2 separate regions of the Homo sapiens genome follow, and region 1 is linked to region 2. The links are chromatin contacts, found by Hi-C or POLR2A ChIA-PET in ENCODE. All regions are on one chromosome and are shown on one strand. Each heading gives the region's core, a stretch centred on a gene start or an enhancer-like site at or near the end of the contact. The rest is flanking DNA. Distances are from core to core; before and after follow the strand shown.

Region 1 (5,733 bases), core at 2,087-4,586, 520 kb after region 2:
CTGGAGGACAGGCTTCTGTGGCCACTGCTGCCACAGACTTCCCTGCCCTCAGCTTGAGTTGGGTCAGACGAGCCTGTCCATGTGAACGTGGAAACATTTCCTGCCAGACTATGCTGTTGCCACCACACGAATCAAACCAGCAAAGGGCACGCCGGCGATGTGCATACAGCTGTGTCTCTGACAGCTGCCTGGGCCTGCCTGCTGTTCCCACGGGTCAGCTCCTGTCGGGTAGGGACAGGTCCTGCTCTCAAGGCTCATAAAGCAGCCAGCAGCCTGCCCGTGTTTTCCGTACTCTGGCCTGTGTCACCCAGGCTGTCTCCTCATCTCTTGTCTGATCCTCAAGGGTTCCCTGGCCTCCCTCTTCACTCCCTCTGCCTGTGGCAGGCAGCAGCACAGTTCTATGGGGTCCTAAGGACCCCAGGGAGTCACTCCCACATTTGAGCAGCAACTTTGGGTTTAGTCTGTCCAGGTTAGGGCCCCAGATCATATATATGTGTGTACACACACGTGTGTTTGCGTGTCATGCGGCATTCGGATGGGGCATCCTGTTCATCCACCCCCCTGCTATGGGGTGGCTGAAGGTTGGGGTGCCCTCTGAGTTTTTGGTGGGTGGGGCTTCAGCAGGGTGTCTTGGCTACCTCTCCTGGCCAGCACATGTTATCCTGGGAGGATTTGTAGCTTTGGGCCTGACCACGGTTCCAAGCACCATGATCTGGAGCCCACACTGGGTGGCAGGCTGCAGAGAAGGTGCCCCCAGAAGCCTGGACTGCACCCTTATCTGTTTTCATTTGGAGCTATTTTCTCATTATCTCATGCCAAGTGTCTGACTACACATGGCAGTCCTTCCCCAAGTGTTTGCAGCTTCATCATAATACTGTTAATTGAATGGAATTTGTCATTGGCCAGCTTCTGTGGACCCCATTCAAGGCTGAGTGGATGCTGGGGGCGCCCAGCTGGCCTTGCTCAGAGGGGTCCCGAGCGTCTTGGTGCTTCAGGAGCTGAGCCCCCCTCAAGAGCATTGATGACAAGAGCTCAGATTCTCAGAACCCCCCTGAGCACCCAGACAACCTTGGTGGTTACTTCTTCACTTTTTCGCATGACCTGGAAAGGAGATGAGACGGGGAGGAGAACATAGGCAACCAGAAGGACGTGCAGCCTACAAGGGTCGTATGAAGGTCAGAGGGGTGGCTGTGATGGCCCAGAGCTGTGGGGTCTGAGTGACCTCCAGCCCAGAACCGCCCAGCAGGCCAGTGCTAGTCATGCCAGCACTTCCAAACCCACTTCTTGACTGACCTTAAGAAATGGGAAGTTTTCCAACTGTTGGTCACATTTTTAATTGATCTAACCTGCTTCATCTTCCCAGACAAGTGGGTTCTTTCCCAACAATGTAAACATTAATTCAGATGAAAACAAAGCTCTGTAGAAGTTATTAATATCTGTGGCTCTGCTCATGGGAGCCTTTCTCTTTTGAGGTACCAGAAAGAGGAAGGCCTAAACAGAACTGGAGTGTGGGAGAGTGGGCGGGCTCTCTCTCTTTAGTCATCTGTGGTCACCCCCCACCCCCCTGCGCTGTGCAAGCCTGATACCATGGAAAGGGAACCCACATTTCAAATAGCTGCTGCTGCTCCGGTGAACTTGGGGTAAGGGAGCTGAGGGGTGTCTACCCTCTGCACCAGACTCAAGTCTCCCTCCTAGAATAGGAGCGAGAATAGCAGCAAGTCCCTGCCCCCTGCTCCCTCGTTTTCCTGGAAGAAATGCCTACCTAAGACACAGACACCTGCATCCCACGCTTTGTCACCCAATGCCTGTTTCCTTAAGGAGAAAAAATGGGCGCCAGAAAACTTCTAGGTCTAGATCCTGGCTCTGTTGCTCGCTAGTTGTGGAACTTTGGACAGGCGACCTCACCCTTCTGATTTCACTTTCCCTGGCCTCACTCTTCACTCCCTCTGCCTGTGGGCAGGCAGCAGCATGGTTCTGTGGGGTCCTAAGGACCCCAGGGAGTCACTCCCACATTTGGGCAGCAGCTTTGGGTTTAGTCTGTCCAGTTTAGGGCCCCAGATCGTATATGTGTGTGTGCACACACGTGTGTGTTTGCGTGTCAGGCAGCATTCAGATGGGGCATCCTGTTCATCCACCCCCCTGCTTTGGGGTGGCTGAGGGTTGGGGTGCCCAACAGGTAGAATGGGGTTGATAATAGCACCTGCCTCGCAGGGTGATGGTGAAAATAAAATGAGCCATGGTGATTTAAGATGCCCAGTCTAGGTTCTGGCCTTTACTTAGTTGACACTCGTGGACGGTTAGATGGTTAGAGAGGCAGGCCAGTTTAGTACCAAAATGCCTTCAGAGTCAGGCTGTCTCTGGGTTCAGATCCTGGCTCTGCCCCTTGCTATTGGTGGAATCTTAGACAAGTTATTTAATTTCTCTGTGCCTCAGCTTCCCCACCTGTAAAACGAGGATGAGGCTAGTACCTCCCTCACAGGGTTCGTGGTAAGAGGATGAGGCTAGTACCTCCCTCACAGGGTTCGTGGTAAGGCTCAAATATGTAAATGTATGAAAAGCACTTAAAACTGTGCTTTGGGGTGAGCTGTTATTCTTAGTTCCTGCAGGCTTCAGCTGGTTTGATTGTTGTGACTAATAACCTTCGCACCTAACAGAATGTCTTGCCGGGGAGTGTCATGGCCCAAACAGGAAGGTGGCAGCGGAAAAACTCCATTACTCAAGGGCCTTTGCAAGAGAAGCAAAACTCTACTTCCTCAGCTTCTGTGGGTTTTTAAATCTTTTTTTTCAATTTTAATTTTAATTTTTTTAAAAAAAAAGTAGAAATGAGGTGTTACTATGTTACCCAGGCTGATCTCGAATTCCTGCCCTCAGGTGATCCTCCCACCGCGGCCCCCCAAAGTGCTGGGATTACAGGCATGAGCCTCTGCACCCAGCCAGCTTCTGTGTTTTTAACAAACCTTGCTCGGGCTCTGCAGATACAGATTCTGGGTCTGGGGTGAAGTGACTAGCATTTGTGTGGCAGTCTGTGAATGAGATGTCAAGCAGCTTCCGAGGTAACAGACTTCTCCCCAGGTTCAGTGAGGGAGACTGTACCTAGCCTGTCCTTCCAGAGGCTGCTCACACTGCCAGGCTGTGGCTGGCCTGCCAAGGGGAGGATGGCCCTCCACACCTCGGCCCACCTGCCCTTCACCTCCAGCCAGGGCCTGCCTGTCCATCCACCTGTGCCTAGCTGGAAAAGCTGGCTTGGAGCAGTGCTGCCCATCTGCCACTGCCAGCCCCCAGCATCTGCCTTATTAAAATGCTGAGGCTCTGGCTGGCCACAAGCCCCAGGAGATTTGGAGAAAAGCCAGACAAAAAGGTGCAGGCTGTGCCACCGCCCAGCCACACTGGGTGACTGCCCTTGGTAGTTAACCACAGAGTCATCCAGCTTGGCTGCCCAGAGGTCTATAGCTCCACTCAGGCGAAGCTGGCTAGCCTGGCCTAGCCTGGCTGGTTAGGTGGGCAGGACAGCCTCCACTTGACTGATTTTTTTTTTTTTTTTTTTTTTTTTTGAGACAGGGTTTCGCATTTCTGCCCAGGCTAGAGTGCAGCGATACAATCTTGGCTCACTGTAGCCTCGACCTCCTGGGCTCAAGTGATCCTCCCACCTCAGCTGCCTGAGTAGCTGGGTGCACCACCACTCCCGGCTATTTATTCATTTGGTAGAGATGAGGTCTCACTATGTCACCCATGCTGGTCTCAAACTTCTAGGCGCAAGCAATCCTTCCACCTTGGCCTCCCAAAGTGCTGGAATTACAGGCATGAGCCACCATGCTTGACTCGTCTGACTGATGTTAGGCAACCTTGAATTGATGGTCTCCTGGTGAAATGAGGGTTCTTGTTGACAAGGCAGGTCTGGCCAACACATTTTTGTATGATTATCTGCACGATTGCATCAGTTATTAGCAAAGAAGGATTTTATAGCAGCAGGTGTGTGCTCATGTGCTTGTGTGGAGTTGTTGACTGCCCTTCACTGCACACACACAGTCTGCGGAACTGTGACTGAATCCCTGTTCCCTACTCACACTTACATGGTATTTTCTGGGATTCTAAGGCACATTCTTTTTTTCCTTTCCTTTTTTTCCATTTAACATCTTAAATTGGAATGTGTCGCACATTTGCGGATTATTATAATTTGACAGCGCCTTTTTCTTGGCATACTTGAAATAACGGTGCATTGTAAAATCAGAGGTGTCTCAGATTTAATGAAATAGAAACTAGGTAACCTCTGGGGAACTTATATAATTTGTCCAGTTCCTCCAAGGATGCAGGTGGAGCCACCTTGTAGTGGTGGCAGATTATATGAGGGGACCCTGATGTGGTTCAAGGGGACAACCTTGGATTGGGCTTAGATTCCAGCTTTATGGCTCGCCAGCTGTGTGGCCTTGGCAAAGTAGAGCGACCTCTCTGAGCCTCGGGATTTTCCTCCCACCACATATGAATCGTGGCTCCACAGTTGTCATGGCTGTGTGCAAGGCAACATTCCCTGTTTCTCTTGCTGGGTATCATCTAAGGTCTGCCCCGTTCCATCTGGGTTAAGAGGGAAAATGAGGGCTGGGAGTGGGTCACTGGCCTTCCCAAGGGAGCAGAGGGAAACTGGTGTTCCAAGGGCTTCTTGACTCAGTTTATAATCCTTGGACATTACTCTTCTTCCCTCGTCCTTCTCCCCCTTTGCCTGAGTTTTCATTTTCACATGTGTTTCCTTTTAGCAATTTTCTTTCAAATCTCTCCTCTCCCTTTCTGTAAAGTCTTCCCACATGTAGCCTCTTTGAAGCTCCCTGGGGTGGGAAAGGGGAGGAGGGCTCTGCCTGATGGCCTGGATGGCACAGACCTCAGAAGCCCAGTGTGCTGTGGTCCCTGCAAGCTTCAGCTCAAGTCCAAGTTCTGGTACCATCAGCGTTGCTAACTGCCATTCCTGTGGCTGCAGGGTCAGCCTGAGTCCACTCCAGTGCACAGTGTTGTCCATGGGGTGCTGGATGTCGCATCGCTGAGAGCATTTGGTATTCTCTGTACCCTCCTTGCTGCGTTAAAATCAGACCTGGTTCAAATCCCAGCCCTGCGACCTTTCACGAATTACTTAACCTCCTTGAACCTGTGTATTCTCATCTAAATAGTGGCTGATGCACAGAAATACCTGGCACACAATAGGTGCTTAGCAGATGCGTGCTTTCCTTGTTCTCAAATGTTTAAGACCCCTTTGTGGACAGGCACGATGGTTCATGCCTGTAATCCCAGCACTTTGGGAGGCCAACGCGGGCGGATCACCTGAGGTCAAGAGTTCGAGACCAGCCTGACCAACATGGTGAAACCCCATCTCTACTGAAAATACAAAAATCAGCCCGGCGTGGTGGCAGGCGCCTGTAATCCCAGCTACCTAGGAGGCTGAGGCAGGAGAATCGCTGGAACCCGGAAGGCAGAGCCTGCAGTGAGCCGAGATCATGCCACTGCACTCCAGCCTGGGCGACAGAGCGATACTCCATCTCAAAAACAAAACAAAAAAAAAACTGCTTTGTGCTTGTTTAGGTGTTAAGGATCTCGGGGAGTGCCAGCCAGTGGCACTGCTCCTGAGACAGACGGAGGAGTTCTGGGCAGGGGGCAGTGGCAAAGGCACAGGGGCCTGTGTGAGCAGGATGTGTCAGGGGCCCCGTCCTTCAGGATGGCTGGGCTGCAGTGGGGTGAGGCAGGACGGAGAGA
Region 2 (5,319 bases), core at 2,660-5,159:
GTTCAAGCAATTCTCCTGCCTCGGCCTCTGGAGTAGCTGGGACCTCAGGCCACCATGCCCAGCTAATTTTTGTATTTTTTGGTAGAGGCAGGGTTTCACCAGGTTGGCCAGGCTGGTTTCAAACTCCTGACCTCAAGTGTTCCGCTCACCTTGGCCTCTCAAAGTGCTGGGATTACAGATGTGAGCCACCGTGCCTGGGCATAAATGCATTTTTGAAAGAAATGAGCCCATCTGTCTTATTAATAGCTATCATTCCAATAAAATGTTTACTGTCTTTAAAAGTTATTTTATTTATATAAAAGTTATAAATTGCAGCATACTTTTCTTTTGTTTGACTGCTAATAGTAATTATATTGATAATTAAATCCAGGGGAAAAAATTTACCAAGAGCCTTTTTGTCACAGGAAGTTAAGAAGAATTAAAAATTTAATACACATACATACTTTTGTTGTAGAGAAGTATTACAAAGTGATAAAAGACTTTCATGCATGAAATATATTGCTTTGGAATGTAATTCTGTGGAGGAAATGGAATGGAAATACAAGTTCAGAAAGATAAAAGAATGACAAAATTTCTTTTTTTTTTTTTTTGAGACGGAGTCTTGCCCTGTTGCCGAGGCTGGAGTGCAATGGTGCCATCTTGGCTCATGGCAACCTTCACCTCCCGGGTTCAAATGATTCTCTTGCCTCAGCCTCCTGAGTAGCTGGGATTACAGGTGCCTGCAACTACGCCCAGCTAATTTTTTTTTGTATTTTTCGAACTCCTGACCTCATGATCCGCCTGCCTCGGCCTCCCAAAGTCCTGGGATTACAGGCATGAGCCACCGCACTCGGCCAAGAATGACAAAATGTCTGATGTAGGCTGAGCGCGGTGGCTCACCTCTGTAATCCTAGCACTTGGGAGGATGAGGTGGGCGGATCACCTGAGGTCAGGAGTTCGAGACAAGCCTGGCCAACATGGAGAAACCCTGTCAACATGGGGAAACCCCATCTCTACTAAAAATACAAAATTAGCCGGGCATGGTGGCGAGCGCCTGTAATCTCAGCTACTCCGGAGGCTGAGGCAGGAGAATGGTTTGAACCCGGGAGGTGGAGGTTGCAGTGAGACGAGATTGTGCCACTCCACTCCACTCCAGCCTGGGCAACAAAGTGAGACTCCATCTCAAAAAAAAAAAAAATCTGATATAAATGAAGAATTTGCTAATATATTTTTACTACCAGAGCTGACCACTCTCCCCCTTCCCCCTTTCTTTCTTTCTTTTTTTTTTTTCTTTTGAGACAGAGTCTTGCTCTGTCGCCCAGGCTGGAGTGCAGTGGTGCGAACTCAGCTCACTGCAAGCTCCGCCTCCTGGGTTCAGGTCATTCTCCTCCCTCAGCCTCCTGAGTAGCTGGGACTACAGGCTCCCGCCGTCACGCCCGGCTAATTTTTTTTGTATTTTTTAGTAGAGACGGGGTTTCACCGTGTTAGCCAGAATGGTCTCAATCTCCTGACCTCATGATCCGCCCGCCTCAGCCTCCCAAAGTGCTGGGATTACAGGCGTGAGCCACTGCGCCCGGCCCCCACTTCCCCCTTTCTTATAACCACTGCATGATTTTGCATAAAACTTTTAGGGCGTGTCCAAGAAAAAAGTTTGAAAACTACTGGTTAACTCACTCTTTCCAGAAACTTGGCTGTGAAATGGAGAAGAGGAGAGCTGGTTCCAGGGAGGCTCAGGTCAAAGGTGATTTTATTTTATTTTTTAATTTTTAATTTTTTTGAGACTAGGTCTAGCTCCTTCCCCAGGCTGGAGTGAAGTGGTGTGATCACAGCTAACCACAGTCTTGACCTCCTGAGATCTCATGGCTCATTACAGCCTCCACCTCCCTGGCTCAAGCAATCCTCCCACCTCAGTCTCCTGAGTAGCTGGGATCACAGGCCTGCGCTACCATGTCTAGGTAGTTTTTGTATTTTTTTTGTAGAGGCAAGGTTTCACCATGTTGCTCAGGCAGGTCTCGAACTCCTGAGTTCAGGCAATCCACCTGCCTCAGCCTCCCAAAGTGCTGAGATTACAGGCATAAGCCACCACGCCCCGCCAGTGATTTCATTTTTTAAGTTGGAAGATCTGAGCATGTTTAAGTGTTTAGTATCATGCCCGTTTTACAGAAAAAAAGAGGCTCTTAGAAACTACGATTTTACTCCGATGCGGAGATTCTAGAACAAGATCCAGGTAATACATCAGTCAGGATAGGCTAGGTTATGCTGTAGCAGCACACACCCACTAAATCTCAGTAAGCTGAATACATCCTAGTTTTCTTCTCCCTCTTACTACGTATCCTAGGGTGCGTTGGCAGGGAGTCTGCTCATCTTAGCCACTCAGTGACCCAGGTCACCGGATGATGGTTTCATCTCCATAATTGGGGCAGCTGGCAGAAAGGGATACAATGGCCGGCTCAGTCGCCTTTAAAGCTGGTGGGAAGTAACATATTACCTCTGTGTGTTTCAAGTGGGTCAGGGAAGTGCCAGTCCTACCATGTGCCCAGAAAGGGAAAGCACTGGAAACGTTGATGAGCAGCGCTGCCTACTCCATGACACTTCCAGTATTAGAAATAACCACAAACGCTTTTTTTTCTTTCTTTTCTTTCTTTTTTTTCTTTTTTTTTTTTTTTTTTTTTTTGAGACGGAGTCTCCCTATGTCGCCCAGGCTGGAGTGCAGTGGCGCAGTCTTGGCTCACTGAAACCTCCGCCTCCCGGGTTCAAGAGATTCTCCTGCCTCAGCCTCCCAAGTAGCTGGGATTACAGGCATGCGCCAGGGCGCCTGGCTTTTCTTTTCTTTTCTTTTTGTATTTTCAGTAGAGATGAGGGTTCACCATGTTGGCCAGGCTGGTCTTGAACTCCTGACTTCAAGTGATCCAAAGGTCGGCTACAAACTTGTATTATCTGATACCTACTTTGAGCCCAGGCCAGAAAGGATAAAGTAAAGCATGAGACGTTGTTAGTTCATTTCAACAGATTGGGGAGTTGTGGGTTTTAGTCTCTGACGCTTCATTGTTACCATGAGAGCCTGCAAGTTTTTCTTTTTTCTCTTTTTTTTTTTTTTAACCTCTTTGGGTCATCTGGGAGGACGTGGTGCTCTTTTAGCTCTAACATTTTCTGGTTGCAATGCGTTTAGGACTGGGATGCGAAGTGAGTGAGTGAGTGAGCCTTCTCAGGAAAACACTTTCTAGAATTTTGTCCGAGTGTCTGTTGGGAAACGCGCTTACATCCCGCAGAAGGCGGTAAGGACACAGCGCACAACTCTGCATTATACCTGCGAGTTAAAAAGCCAAGGGTTCGCTCACTCAACCTTGAATGCGCGTCAGAATCACCTGGGGGAGGTTTTACAAAATACCCGTGCTCCACCCAAGACAATGAAATCAGACTCCCTGCGAGCGGGGCCGAACATCAGCATTTTTGAGGACGCTCCCTGTGGCTGTGCATCGGTGATCTTTAATCCCCTGCTACTTGTTAGAGGAGCTGGATGACACTTCGTGGGCTCATTCTCATAAATAAGCTGCTGAATGGAGTCCTCTCCTCCCAAGAGTTGTCGGTGTTGCATCTTTTTTGTTGTTTATTTTTTTTTAAGCCAACGGACGAAGACATCCAACGGTGCTGCATCTTAATGGAGGGACATCCAGCTAAAGGGAATCTTGGAGACCTCCGCGGGTTTCTAGCAGCTCGCGGCATGTTGGTTTCCCAGGGCAAGAGGCCGCCACTGAAGGTCAGCTCTGTCTTTCCAGCTGGGCACTGGAGGCTCTAAGTCTGTTTTCAGCAGGATCGGAGGAAGGAGACGGGGTGGCGCCAAGGAAGGAGGAGAAAAGGCGGCCGAGAAAAGGAGGAGGGCAAGGGGAAGAGGAAGGGCGAGGGAGGAGCCTGAGGAGACTCGCCCGGCTCAACCCCGACGTCCGCGCCCCGGCCGCCTGTTGGCCATGGCGGGCCTGGGCCTGGGCTCCGCCGTTCCCGTGTGGCTGGCCGAGGACGACCTCGGCTGCATCATCTGCCAGGGGCTGCTGGACTGGCCCGCCACGCTGCCCTGCGGCCACAGCTTCTGCCGCCACTGCCTGGAGGCCCTGTGGGGCGCCCGCGACGCCCGCCGCTGGGCCTGCCCCACTTGCCGCCAGGGCGCCGCGCAGCAGCCGCACCTGCGGAAGAACACGCTACTGCAGGACCTGGCCGACAAGTACCGCCGCGCCGCACGCGAGATACAGGCGGGCTCCGACCCTGCCCACTGCCCCTGCCCGGGCTCCAGTTCCCTCTCCAGCGCGGCCGCGAGGCCCCGGCGCCGCCCGGAACTGCAGCGGGTAGGGAGGCCGGGCCCGCAGCTCCCCTGGCTCCCCCGGGCTGCCCGCCGCCTGACCCTTTCCCATGTGGCTCGAACCCCTTTCCTCAGCCGTTCTACTTTTACGTTCCTTTTCTCAGTCTAAAAGTCGAGTTCCGCTCTTCGGAGGCACTTTGGAAAGTTCATAAAAGTATGAAGAAGTAGAAAAAAACAAATTCCCCATCTTCCGAAAGCTTGTCAACTTAGCTGTTACACAGCTTGGCATATTTCAACTTCTTCCCAATCGATCTTCGGTCTCTTTCTCTGAAACTTGTAAAATTGTGGTAAGATCTATATAACATTAAAACTGGCCATTTTAACCTTTTTCTTTATTTCTTTGAGACGGAGTCTCGCTCTGTCGCCCAGGCTGGATGGAGTGCAATGGCGTGCGTGATCTCGGCTCACTGCAACCTCCGCCCCCCAGGGTCGAGTGATTCTCTTGCTTCAGGCTCGAGAGTAGCTGGGATTACAGGCGTGCGCCATCACGCCCGGCTAATTTTGGTATTTTTAGTAGAGACGGGGTTTCGACATGTTAGCCAGGCTAGTCTCAAACTCTTGACCACAGATGATCCGTCCGCCTCGGCCTCCCAAAGTGCTGGGATTACAGTCATGAGCCACAGCGCCTGGCCTCATTTTAACCTTTTATTTTTTTGAGACGGAGTTTTGCTTTGTGGCCCAGGCTGGAGTGCAGTGGCGCCATCTTGTCTCACTGCAAGCTCCGCCTCCCGGGTTCACGCCATTCTCCTGCCTCAGCCTCCCGAGTAACTGGGACTACAGGCGCCCGCCACCACGCCTGGCTAATTTTTTGTATGTTTTTTTCTTTTTTTAAAAAATAGGGACGGGGTTTCACCGTTGTTAGCCAGGATGGTCTCGATCTTCTGACCTCGTGATCTGCCCGCCTCGGCTTCCTAAAGTGCTGGGATTACAGGTGTGAGCCACCGCGCCCCGCCTATTTTAACCATTTTTAAGTGTACAATTCAGTGACA

Evidence for each region. A loop is a pair of places that touch in the nucleus more often than their neighbours do. ChIA-PET counts read pairs that join two places held with the same protein, here RNA polymerase II (POLR2A). Pooled maps may share reads with other maps.
Region 1: a loop to region 2 is called in a map of B cell, with 6 times the contacts of the local background. The contact joins the enhancer-like site here to the promoter of RNF135 in region 2. A Hi-C loop is called at or near these places in 1 of 168 maps with a recorded cell type or tissue (B cell), 9 of 37 single-sample maps with no recorded cell type and 9 of 50 pooled maps. POLR2A ChIA-PET finds 5 or more read pairs at or near these places in 3 of 52 experiments (A673, CD4-positive, alpha-beta T cell and activated B cell).

What each region holds. Positions count from the first base shown.
Region 1 is chr17:31,491,842-31,497,574 of GRCh38, forward strand. All of the region lies in intron 3 of RAB11FIP4 (RAB11 family interacting protein 4), which reads left to right. Among named protein-coding and RNA genes, the nearest start is that of MIR4724, 40 kb to the right of the region's middle. Within about 2 kb of position 3,337, at least 18 of the 41 ENCODE cell types and tissues checked have a DNase peak (open chromatin) inside an H3K27ac peak, as active enhancers do; they include B cell and CD4-positive, alpha-beta T cell, where a contact is called at or near this core.
Region 2 is chr17:30,967,130-30,972,448 of GRCh38, forward strand. It overlaps RNF135 (ring finger protein 135), which reads left to right and starts at 3,910. Exons shown (of 5, transcript NM_032322.4): 1 at 3,910-4,316. The coding sequence starts at 3,945. RefSeq lists enhancers at 3,046-3,135, 3,196-3,255, 3,324-3,885, 3,536-3,785, 3,886-4,447 and 1 more and a silencer at 3,866-4,405.